Linked DNA regions of Homo sapiens: region 1 is linked to region 2. The links are chromatin contacts, found by Hi-C or POLR2A ChIA-PET in ENCODE. All regions are on one chromosome and are shown on one strand. Each heading gives the region's core, a stretch centred on a gene start or an enhancer-like site at or near the end of the contact. The rest is flanking DNA. Distances are from core to core; before and after follow the strand shown. Region 1 overlaps CD58 (CD58 molecule). Region 2 holds the start of CD2 (CD2 molecule).

Evidence for each region. A loop is a pair of places that touch in the nucleus more often than their neighbours do. ChIA-PET counts read pairs that join two places held with the same protein, here RNA polymerase II (POLR2A). Pooled maps may share reads with other maps.
Region 1: a pooled map shows a loop between it and region 2 (4-fold over the local background). The contact joins the enhancer-like site here to the promoter of CD2 in region 2. A Hi-C loop is called at or near these places in 9 of 50 pooled maps. POLR2A ChIA-PET finds 5 or more read pairs at or near these places in 4 of 52 experiments (activated CD4-positive, alpha-beta T cell, activated CD4-positive, alpha-beta memory T cell, activated T-cell and 1 more).

Annotation. Positions count from the first base shown.
Region 1 is chr1:116,555,242-116,561,585 of GRCh38, reverse strand. All of the region lies in intron 1 of CD58 (CD58 molecule), which reads left to right. LOC105378925 (a long non-coding RNA gene) reads right to left here. Exons shown (of 3, transcript XR_947739.2): 3 at 399-6,344. MIR548AC (microRNA 548ac) reads left to right here and starts at 1,475; the gene lies at 1,475-1,562. RefSeq lists enhancers at 1,668-1,907, 2,959-3,008, 4,685-4,979, 4,753-5,002. Within about 2 kb of position 4,850, at least 19 of the 41 ENCODE cell types and tissues checked have a DNase peak (open chromatin) inside an H3K27ac peak, as active enhancers do.
Region 2 is chr1:116,751,168-116,756,610 of GRCh38, reverse strand. CD2 (CD2 molecule) reads right to left here and starts at 2,181. Exons shown (of 5, transcript NM_001767.5): 1 at 2,058-2,181; 2 at 1,660-1,980. The coding sequence starts at 2,118. RefSeq lists promoters at 2,064-2,506, 2,064-4,661, cis regulatory regions at 3,565-3,594, 3,932-4,431 and a silencer at 3,428-3,931.

The sequences.
Region 1 (6,344 bases), core at 3,601-6,100, 200 kb after region 2:
CACAATTACCAGTCATGCAAAATTGTATTTAATATCATAATTTGTAATGGTGAGGGGTGCTTCTTTGGGACATAGAATTTACAATGGCAATTTATTGACATATTTATTATTAACATTATTATATTTACATTCTCTAGGTACCCACATTTCACTCCTAGACACTTTTGCATAATCTCAATAACATCATAACATCTATAAATATTAACACTAATCCTGTAACATCACCTAACTTTTACCCGTATTCAGATTTCCCCACTTGTCACAAGAGTGTCTTTTGTTAAAAAACCCGGATCTAATCAAGTTTCACTCATTGTATTCGTTGCTATGTTTTTTTGTTTTAATTTTGATGGGCATCTTTCAGAAGTTTTAAAATAGTCTTAGAACCTCTTTTTAAGAACCAGATTTGAATAATTTATTTTATTGACCTCCTTGTCACTCTAACATTTCTTTAGTAAATACAGGCTTTGAGGGTAGGTATTGGTTTCTCTGTTTAAAAGTAGAAACTTTGCATAAATCAGCCCTTATATGTGTAAGTTTTCTGCCTTTTGGTTTCTTCTCATGCTGTTTCTGCACAAGTGCCTAAGCTTTTTTGAAGCTTTACTTGAGGGGTGACCAGAAGGTTTTACTTAAGGACACAGACCCTTAAATTCTGCAATGACAAATCTCAACTTCCATCTCAGGGTTGTAAGTGAAACCAGGATGCAGCCGTTTCTCTTTTCTCAGATAAGTTCAGGTTTGAATATAAAGTGTGACTATAAGATACAGAGACTGTCCCTAGAAAAGGAGGGGAAAACATTTTAGCAGTTCCTCTTTGGAGATAACTTTCAGTGCCTGCCCATCAGCCTCCAAGGAAAATGCTTTTTGGTTACTTTATAGGTTCTAGTGAACTTTGCTTACTTTACAATGTTCCCCAAAATGTCTGTTGAGATTAGTGCCTGAATTTCCACTGGGCTGACCAGTCTGTAGTTTCTTGAACATTTTCTTCCTATGCCAGTTAAAAATTAGAAGAAAATTGAAGTTTAACATACACATTCAGAAAAAAATAAAAAATCAGATTAATAAGAAACTAATGAGGCTGTGCCATTGTAAACTACTTGCAATAGAGTTTCCCAACGATGAACTGAGTATCTAGAAAATAACAAGGATTCTCAAGGAATTTTAGTGAAATGATCAGTACTGTATTGAAATACCTTGAATCAGACTTTGGAGAATAGATTTAAAAACACTCACAGCCTTAACCGATCTAGTAAGAACCTTATTCCCTAAAGCATACTGTGGATCTCAGCTGTATCCTATCTAAGGTGAGAACAGTCAAAGACAAATGTGGCCTTTGAGAAAGGTGGGATGTGAGTGTCTTGAAACAACAGGCTAAAGAAGTGCTCTCAAATAGAAGTATAATATGGAACATGTGAAATTAATTTTAATAATATATTTTAGTTAACCTAATATATCCATAATATTTTCATTTCGACATGTATTAGGTTGGTGCAAAAGTTATTGTGGTTTTTGCTATTTTTTTTTAATGGCAAAAACCGGCAATTACTTTTGCACTAACCTAGTAGTTACTACAAAAAAATATTAACAAGAGATTTTATGTTCCACTTTTTAATACCAGGTCTTCAGATTCTGGTGTGTATTTGATACTCAGAACACATCTCCATTTGAACTAACCATATTTCAGGTTCTCACTAGCCACTTGTAGCTGGTAGCTACTTTGATGGATTGCATAGGTCTAAAGGGAAACATCTTGAGAAAGAAGAAATAGGTTAAGTGCAAGAACAAGAATTAAAAAGGAAACTATTTTAGCATCATATTAGAAGGAAAGTACAGAAAGAAGTTGATTTAGAGAACCAACATCTTAATTCTTGATGAACTTATCGAGGAGGCAGATTGACAGCTGAGAGCAAGGTCCGGGAACCTTGCTCTGGCCTTGGGGACCGAGGGTTTGTAACCGTTGGGAGACAGGTGGCTGCAGTTTCAGTATGAAGTAGATGAGGGCAGGGAAACTGGTGGTGGTGTGGCTGAAATCAGTAAATCTCTGTCTTAAGGAAATAAGAGAAGTCACTAACTGGGACCGGCTAAGGGTGGAATCGATCAGGAAAAAAGAGGAATGGCCCCAACCAAGGCATCTGATGTTCTGGCCAACAGTGCAGGCTCTGGGGCCGACTGCCTGTGTCTGGACACCAGCTCTGCCCCTTGCTAGCTGAGTGAATGCAGTCAGCTGACCCTCTCAGTCCATTTCTTCATCTGTAGCCTGGTGCTTCGGAATCTTTGACCTTCTCTATCAACCAAGTGTCCAGCGGAGCAAACCACCTTACTTTGATAGGCGTGTTCTCAAGAAATAACTCCTTTCTCACTCTCACCCCAGATGTTCTTAGGCTCGCTCCCCTGCTTTTCTGGACTCTGCTCAGATGCCAACTTATGACTGCCCCCCATGCCATCCAACTCCTTTCCTTACCAGTACTCCTCAGCCCCCACACTCTGCTTTATTTTTCTCTATAGCACTTAACATCATCCAACATCATCCAAATAAAAGATATTTACTTTTTCATTTATTATGTTCTTCCCTCCACTGAAAAATAGACTCCAAGAGGGCTGGGATTTTGTCTGTTTTGTTCATTGCTATATCCTGCCTGCTTATTTCAGTGTCTGGCACATAGGCAGGACTCCATGAACATTTGATGAACAAATAAATGAATAATAAGAACTACCTCAGAGTTGAGTTGAGGATTAAATGAGTTAATACACAAACAGCTCTTGGAACAAGTGCTTGTCACATAGTAAGCCTGCAGTGAATCTTCGTGCTGCTGCTACTGTTAAATATTATTACTGAGGCTGAGCTGGCCTAGGGCTCCTTGGATTGGACTTGCTAAGAGCTAGGCAAGAGTCACAACTGTATGAAACTTGATTGAGTTAAAACAAACAGTGCTACTCCTCTTTATTATCTCCATGCCTGGTAAGCACATTTTCTACCCCCAAAATTGGGACTGACTAATATGAGAATATTTATGGCCTTAATAGGACAGGTTATTTGATACAATTACTAGCCTAGACATTTTAGGAGATTGGCCGCTCCTCAATACTATAAATGCATATATGGGTGTGTAGATAGAGATGTTGCTTCCCAGATTGCCACACATCCTGATACTGCAAGTAGGCATCAACTGAAAATGTGCCGTGATGTGAAGACCAAACGCAGAGAAGTGAGAGGGACAAGGCTGTGCTCAGTGACCCATATCCAGATGAGAAATCCATCTGCTCACTTGGGAGCAAAAATGCCCCAAGACCCTGCTATCTCTGGGCTTGCACGAGGCTTTAAATGAATCACCATTATGATGTCTTATATTCAGAGGGAAATACCAATATTCATATATTCAGGTACTGAAACTTTTAAGGGAATTTTTCTTTTTTCTTTCTTTTTTTTTTTTTTTTGGTCAAATGAACTTTTACTTTACCTGCTAAAATCTGCAGGCAGTGTGAGCCTTAAAATATTTTAGAGAGAGAGAGAGAAGTATCTTAAAATTACATTGTTTATTTCTAAGAACAAACTCAAGAAAACCCTTTCCTTCAAATCCCGGAAGAGTGATTAGCTTGTCTCTAAGGTATGGCATTGGCTGGGCATGGTGGCTCATGCTTGTAATCTCAGCACTTCAGAAGGCCCAGGGAGGAGGATCACTTGAGCCCACGAGTTTGAGATCAGCCTGAGCAACATAGTGAGACCTTGTTTCTACAAAAAATATAAAAATTAGCTGGGCGTGGTGGCATGCAACTGTAGTTCTAGCTACTTGGGAGGCTGAGGCAGAAGGATCACTTGAGCCCAGGAGGTTGAAGCTACAGTGAGCCACGATTGCACCACTGCACACCAACCTGGGTGACAGAATGAGACCCTGTCTCCAAAAAGAAAAAGGAAGGAAGGAAGGAAGGGGAGGGAAGGAGGGAGAGAGAGAGGGAAAGAAAGAGAAAAATAAAAAGAAAGAAAAGAAAGAAATGACATCAGTGAACCTCCTCAAACCATAGCGAGGCTGTTAAGTTTGATTGGGGCTGACATCCATGAGTGGGTACAAGTTTATCTGGTGTGGTGCCCTGCATCCTATAACACTTAGTTGGTAAAATCTACTTAAACTTGAGAGGGAACATCTCAAAAGGGACAGCTGTGGAGTTGGGAAGGTGGAGCCCGCAGGTCCTCCCATCTTGCTTTGGTGATGAGGCAGAAAGTGGGGCTGAAAAACTGAGTCTGTTTTGGTTGTATATGAGGGCTCCTGAGCCATTTTATTTTTAAGCTCCAGTTAAACTTCTTTCTCCATCTCTCCTTACGAAGTCCTCCTTCTTCAGCCAGGTTCCACAGCAATTTGGGATTTCACAAAGCCCAGGGTTTGGGGTGACTGTCAAATTTTGCTATTCTGTCAGGAAGCCTTATCTTTTGAACTACATTTAAGTTGTATTTTAATCATTTTAGTTAATTCATTCAACAGATATTTATTGAAAGTCCATATGCCAGACATATGGGGATACAGCCAAAAACAGGAACACCTTTGTCCTTGTCCTGATAGGGCTAGCCTGGCTGGGGTTACCCCTAAGCTCAGATTTGAATTAGTTGCCAACTTTCAAGAACAGGAATTTTCACACAAAATGTGAATATCTGGCTTTTTTTGAAAAATTGGGAACCTGGCAATGGTGGGCCTCTGTTTCCACATGGCAGGAGCTGAGGCACAGCTCCTGTTTCCACATGGCAGGCCCCTCCCTGTAGGCTCACTGGTGCGCAAGTCCTCACCAGTCCCTTCTGACTCACACTTGGCCCGCTGGTATCTCCTCTGTGGGTGGAATTGCTGGTCTTCGTCTAATGCGTCATTTGCCACAGTTCTGTTTCTTTGTGACTCCTTTGTTTGCTCGTTTTCTTTTTATTGTTTCTGGTCTGGCTTTTTCTTCCTTGACTGGAGTCTTGCTCTCTGAGGCCCTCTTCAGCTCTAGCATTCGATGATTTGGAAACCACAGAGCTTAGTGCCTCACCTGTAGGTTTGGAGGTGTGCTTAACTCAGTTTGACTTTCTCATTTGCAACATCTGCTGTTCCAATGCTGTCTATAGATTGTATCCTGAGAAACCCTGCATCATGTCACTATCTTTAAGAGCCTTATGCCATGTAGCAAGCTAAATAAGAAACAATGGTTAAGAGCACTGATTCTGCAGTCAGATTGTCCAGGTTCAAATCTGGCTTCATTACTTAACATTGTTGTGCCTCAGTTTCCTCACCTGCAAAATAATAAGGTTAGAAATAAAACCTTCTTAATATGTTTTTAGGATTCTGATTTTTTTTTTTTTTTTTTTTTTTTTTCTGAGATGGAGTCTTGCTCTGTCACCCAGGCTGGAGTGCAGTGGCACAGTCTTGGCCACTGCAACCTCCACCTCCCGGGTTCAAGCGATTCTCCTGCCTCAGCCTCCCATGTAACTGGGATTACAGGCGAGTGCCACCACGCCCAGCTAATTTTGTATTTTTAGTAGAGACGGGGTTTCACCATGTTGGCCAGGCTGGTCTGGAACTCCTGACCTCAAGTGATCCACCTGCCTTGGCCTCCCAAAGTGCTGGGATTACAGGCATGAGCCACTGCTCCCAGTGGTGAGTACCTATTTATAGAGCCCTTGCAACAGTGCCTGGCACAGAGCCAGGGCCATACAAGTGTTAGATTAAGTAAAAAAAAAAAGTACCAGTCAATCTGAATCTCAGGCCCTGAGTAATAATTTGCAGAGGAATTTGTGCTGGGGGTTGAGAGTTCCTTTTCATTAACCCATAGTTAACGGTGACCAGATTTTCTAAATAAGAAATCAGGATACTTCATCTATAAAACTTGGGTTCCAGTTACAACTTCAGGCCATACAAAAAGAACTATTAAAATTGAGGTGTTGATGTTTTGTAGAAACACTGCAACAGAATATTTGAGATCAGACCTGTTTTTAGATATGTGATCACTCTATACATGTAGTGCTGATTAGGTATTAGGTACCCTCATATCTTTATTTAAAAAAAATTCAAAATTCTTCAAAACAAAAAAACCTTCAAAAATTATCTGGCTAGCATAGAAAATCTTTTTAGGCGATCACTGATAAAATTTTTTCCCTCCCTCCATCTCTCTTTGCTTTTAAACAGCAAAAACTCACCCCATGCCCAGTTCTCACCCAGTTAATTCAGACAGTGTGAATACCTTGATGTTGACCTAACTCATTAAAAGAAAAAGAGAGAAAACCTTTGAAAGCCTATTCCATGTCAACCAGTGTAAAAAGACTCTCAATTTTATTCAAACCTGAAAACAATCTTTTATGGTGGGCATTATGATTTCTACTTCACAGCTGA
Region 2 (5,443 bases), core at 932-3,431:
GATGAATTATCTCAATGAAGCTGCTTGGAAAAAAAAAGAAAAGGTCGTCATTCTTGCCAAAAAGACCTCTGAGTTTGAATCCTGACTTTGCTCCTGTCAAGCAATGAGACCTTGGACAAGCTGCTTCTGACTAGGTCTCTGTTTTCTTATATATAACAAGGAGATAATAACAACTAGGTCTCAGTATTGTTGGGCGCTTTAAATAAGATCATGTAAGCAAGCACTTGACCCCTAACTGGTAGCCATTATTTCCGCCGCAATGCTAAATGCGACCCAAATGTGAAAACACCAGCATGGTCCCCCGCGTAGGGCTCACACTCAAAACAGGACACTCGAGTTTTGTGCTGTTTGGAGTCCTGAGATCTGTGGTTTCCAGAGCCCATAATCAGAGGCCCTTTTCAGCGCCATGCTCAACCCCACTACATTTCTACAAGGTGCTCTCCACTCAAGGTTGCAGGACTAGGGTGTGGAAAGTTGTCACTTCAGGGGAGCTGACAGTGTCTGGGATTGCTGGAGTGGGCAATCTGACACTATCTGGGATTGCTGGTAGGCCCAGGTGCTGAAGATGGGGCTGGAGACAGAGAGGAAGAAGGTGGGGTCCCTGCTTCTGGTGATATTTTCTGTGTGAAGCACAGAAATGCTTATTTGCTCACTGAATGGCTGGCCTGTGCTCATGCTGGGGTTCCTGTCTGCCTCCCCAAGTCAAGCGCAGCTTCTTCTTTTCCCTTCTTGTCACTACTTCCCCAGCATCCCCCCGGGCTTTCAACTTCAATGGCATTTCGATTCCACTTTCTCTACCTTCTCTCCCTTGCCTAAGCCACCTTTCTCTATGCCTGACCCTTATTATCCTCATTCTTCCTATTTTAGAGGCACCCTTTGGTCTAGGCCAGTGGCGATTGACTTTGGCAGCTCATTAGAATCCCCCAGGGAGCTTTAGAACCTAATGATACCCAGGCCGCATGCAAAAAAAATCTGATTTAATTGGTCCTCACTCCACTTGGATTACAGCAGCAGCTTTCTAACTAGTCTCCCTAACCCCATCCTCAATATCCACTCCTGTCCTCCCAGTACAGGCAGAGATATACAAAGCCACACCTTGTGCATCTTCTACACATATCAGCAAAAATCACCTGCCACCTTGTATCACTCTGACAAGCAGATCCAAAATAAGGGCTGTTCATCCTTAAATATGTTGTTTCCAGCCCTTTTCTGCCATATAACTCCTCCTTCAGGGCAGCCTGGCTTGAAATGGGCTCTGTCGATGAAAGGCCCGCTGCTCTCCAGTCAGCCTCTTCTTCTCGCCCCACTCTTAGCTCGCCGATTCATCAGCAACCTGGAACAGTTGCCTTTTCCCTCGGCCTACCTGTGTCCCCCTCCCGATTAATGCCACCTTAATCCAGGTTCTTCACCCAACCCCACATTCCTGTAACCACCTGAAGACAGAGTTGTAGGCAGGTAGACTTGAGGGTCTATCAGATGTGTGGATCCCATTCCCGCATTGGACCACAGTCTCCACTGGGGCAGGAGACATGCATCTGGTTTCCTGTATAGCCCCCCTGGAGGCAGAGGTCAGCGCTGGGGAATATTAGAAATGCTATTTTCCAACTTGCCAAATAGCACCCACACTGAAATAAAGCAATTAAGGGAATGAACACTTACCTTGAATCTTCAAATCAAATATTTTTTCCAACACATTTTTTCCTTTTGTATCATATATTGATACCTTGTAGATATCCTGATCATCGGTCTTCAGATGCTTAATTTTCAGAGTTCCATTTTTAAATAGCTTATATGTATCTTTTTCCTTGAAAGTCTCTTTCTCTTTTCTGAATTGTGCAATCTTTTTCTTGTCTGAAGTTTTTTCCCATTTTATATCGTCAATATCATCACTCATTTGAAAACTAGGAATGTCCAAGTTGATGTCCTGACCCAAGGCACCCCAGGTTTCCAAGGCATTCGTAATCTCTTTGGAGACTGCACCTATAAAAAGCAAAAGAGTTACTGAGAGTCACTTTCAGGGAAAGCTGGGTTGGGACTTCTTTGACTCTTATGCTTACCTTTGGAAGAAACATTGAAAATCAGAAGGAAGCTGGCTACAAATTTACATGGAAAGCTCATCTTAGGGGTTGGTTTCCTCTTTTGATTCTGAGCTCTTCATGCAAAAGGAACTGAAGTGAGACTGGTGGAGTCCACACCCCGAGAGCTTAACCACGTGCCTCTCTTTACATCTTTTACAGTAACATAAAACATAATACACATACACAGAGAGCAAGAGCGCGCACAAGCCAGCCCTTCTGATGTGCTCCTTTGCCAAAGCAGATGTGTTTATGAGTGTGTGTTTTCTTGCTGCATTTTAATTCTCACACAAAAAAATTGGGAAGGATAGGTTTTCTCATCTCAGTGAAAGAGAAAAGGAACAGAGAGGCTAAGTAGATCACTAAGGATCACTCTTTTGTAAACAAGAAGCCAAATTCAACCACACAGCCTTTTATCCACTTAGGTATACTGTCCCTAACAAGACCACATAGAAATATAGGTAAATGTTCACAAGCCAATAGCAGAATGCAAACATTTATCCCATATGATTATATTGAAAAATGTAGACCCATAAAATGATGAGGAAATTGATTTTTTTGTTTCTCCAAAGATATTTTTCATGTTCTAAAATCGTTTTTGTGGTGAAAAGAAAGAAATTGAATATCAGCTGTAAATGCTTGCAATCCCCAAATCCTATGTTCGGCATACATTTTACAACTCTAGTGAAATTCACAGTTAGATAAATAAAAACTTATTCCAAAACAAAGAAGCATAGAGACTATGAAATATAATTAAACTACCAAAACAAAGGAGTCAAAAGCATTTAAAGTGATTAACATTATAGGTGGTTAAGAAAAAGGAGAGATTAGGAGAAAAAATAAATGAGAGGGAACAGGGAGAGAAAAAAAGAACAGAAATTTGTGACACAAGGAAACAGACAGTGATGCAGAGACGGGTGTGCCCTGAAAAGATGCCTAAAAAGAGAAATAACCATGACAGACTTCCAAAGCACATTTTCAGGGTTATAATTCTTTAGGTCACAGTGAGTAAAAATTGCAAAAGTGGTGCTCGTTTTCTTTTTCAACTTTAAGTACAAATATGGATATTATCTGTCAGAAAGTTGCCAAGGAAATGAAATTAAGTCAAAGCAGTTGTTTGCTGTTACTGGGTAAAAGAAAGCCAAATATTTACCTCATGGTTGTATGAGCGTCATCCACAATAATGAACTACAGTTGGATTAAAGTTTTAAATGCAAAAATACTATAATAATGCTAAAAGGAGGCCGGGGGTGGTGGATCACAGCTATAATCCCAGCACTCTGGGAGGTCGAGGCGGACCTCCTCACCTGAGGTCAGGAGTTCAAGACCAGCCTGGCCAACATGGTGAAACCCATCTCTACTAAAAATACAAAAATTAGCCAGGTGTGGTGATGTGCGCCTGTAATCCCAGCTACTCAGGAGGCTGAGGCAGGCAAATTGCTTGAATCTGGGAAGCGGAGGTTGCAGTGAGCCAGGATTGTGCCACTGCACTCCAGCCTGGGGAGCAGAGTGAGACTCTGTCTCAAAATAAATAACTAAATAAATAAAATAATAACAATAATGCTAAAAGGACAATATAGAAAGATATTCCTATAGTTTGAGTATGGAAGGCCTGGCTACATATAACATATAATCCAAAGTAAGAAAGAAAAGATGAACACAACTGATGATATAAAGAAGTAAGATTTACATGCAGATGAAGAAATAAGGAACAAAATGAAAAGGCGTGACAAAATATTTGCAATATATATAAAATTATTAATATTCAAAATATTCTTACCAATAATTCTTACCAATCAATACAAAGTAGTTTTTAAAATGGGCAAATGATATAAATGATCAGCTTGCAGAAGAAATATTTCGCAGAAGAAATATCAAACCTACAAGAGGAGTCTAATGTGACCAAAAATATATGTATATATCTTAGCTATAAAATACCATTTTTCACCATCAGATTGGTAAAATTAGAAAAGATGATAATTTACATTATTAACATGAGTGTGTGGAGAAATGAACCCTCATACAACATCAGAGGGAATGTAAATCAATACCTTCTGGGGAAAGGAATTTATCATTTCCACCAAACTTTAAAATTTATGTCTTTTTCTCACCTAGTGATTTTAATTTGAGAAATCTATCCCACAGAAATGATTGCACAGATGTTTTAAAATTCTGTTCAAGGACGTTTGTTGTAGCATTTTTGTAATAAAAAATTGCAAACAACTAAAATTATGGTATATCCATATTATGAAATATTGTATAACCATCAAAATAGTATAACATAGGCCTAAAAGTAAGACATGGAAAGATGCTTTTGGTAAATCACATGAAAAGAGCACATTGCAAAACAATATCTATAGGATTAGTCCTTTTTATATATGATACTATGTTTATACTATGCTATGGGTATACCAGTATACCATAGCATACTATGTTGTTATTAAGGTATGTGTTGGAAAAAAGCCTGAAAGGGTTGATGCTGAATTTTTTTACAGTGCTTGTCTTTCAGGTATTAGATTGTGAGAGAACTGAAATGAAATTTTCACTTCTTACCTTTGTAAACCAAAAAGAATTTGAGACAGATCTCAATCAATTTAGAAGTTTATTTCATCAACATTAGGGACAAAAAGGAACACAGAACCACAGGAAAAATCTGTGGTTTGTGCCTTTTTCTCAAGATTATTTCAAAACCTTCAGTTAAGGGGAAAAGCTGGCCAGAGGGGAAGGAGGGAGGGTACAGTCACATTACTGAATCCATATGTTGCAAGAGAAAAAAAGTAGGTAGGGGAATGGTCAATTTGTATTCTTCTCATGCTCAGTAAATTGGCACTTTCTTAAGATAAGGTGAACATAGAGTAGCTACCCGTGGAGACAGCAGCTTTTTATCTGTAACTCTCTGCTTAGGAACTCAAGGAAAGGCAGTTTCTTGTGTGACTCAACTTTCAGCTTAATTTTTCCTTTTGGCATAATGAATTGGGGTCCCAGGATTTTATGTTTCTTTCACATTTTATTTATTTCTGTGAAGTTTAAAATTTTGGAAATAAGCACCTTTTTTGTTAATAAAAAATGTCTTTTTAAGAAAGGATGCTTAGGGCACACGTATTTTTTCAAAAGTATCGCCAACCCAGAGGAGCAGCATGGAGCTTCCTGTTTGTGAGTGGCTGACCCACCAGCTGCCATCCAACTCCAGTGTGTCAAGGCCTGGTGGAGAGAAGGTGGCGCCAGCCATCCTCTGACCCATCTCAGCTTTGGAGGGCGCTTGTCCTCTCTTCCTCACACTTTCCTCATGGAGCATGTGAAGAGCAGCTTTCTGTTCCTCTATTTGAAACATTAATTTTGCTCCTCTAAAACTAATTCAATTCTGAGTG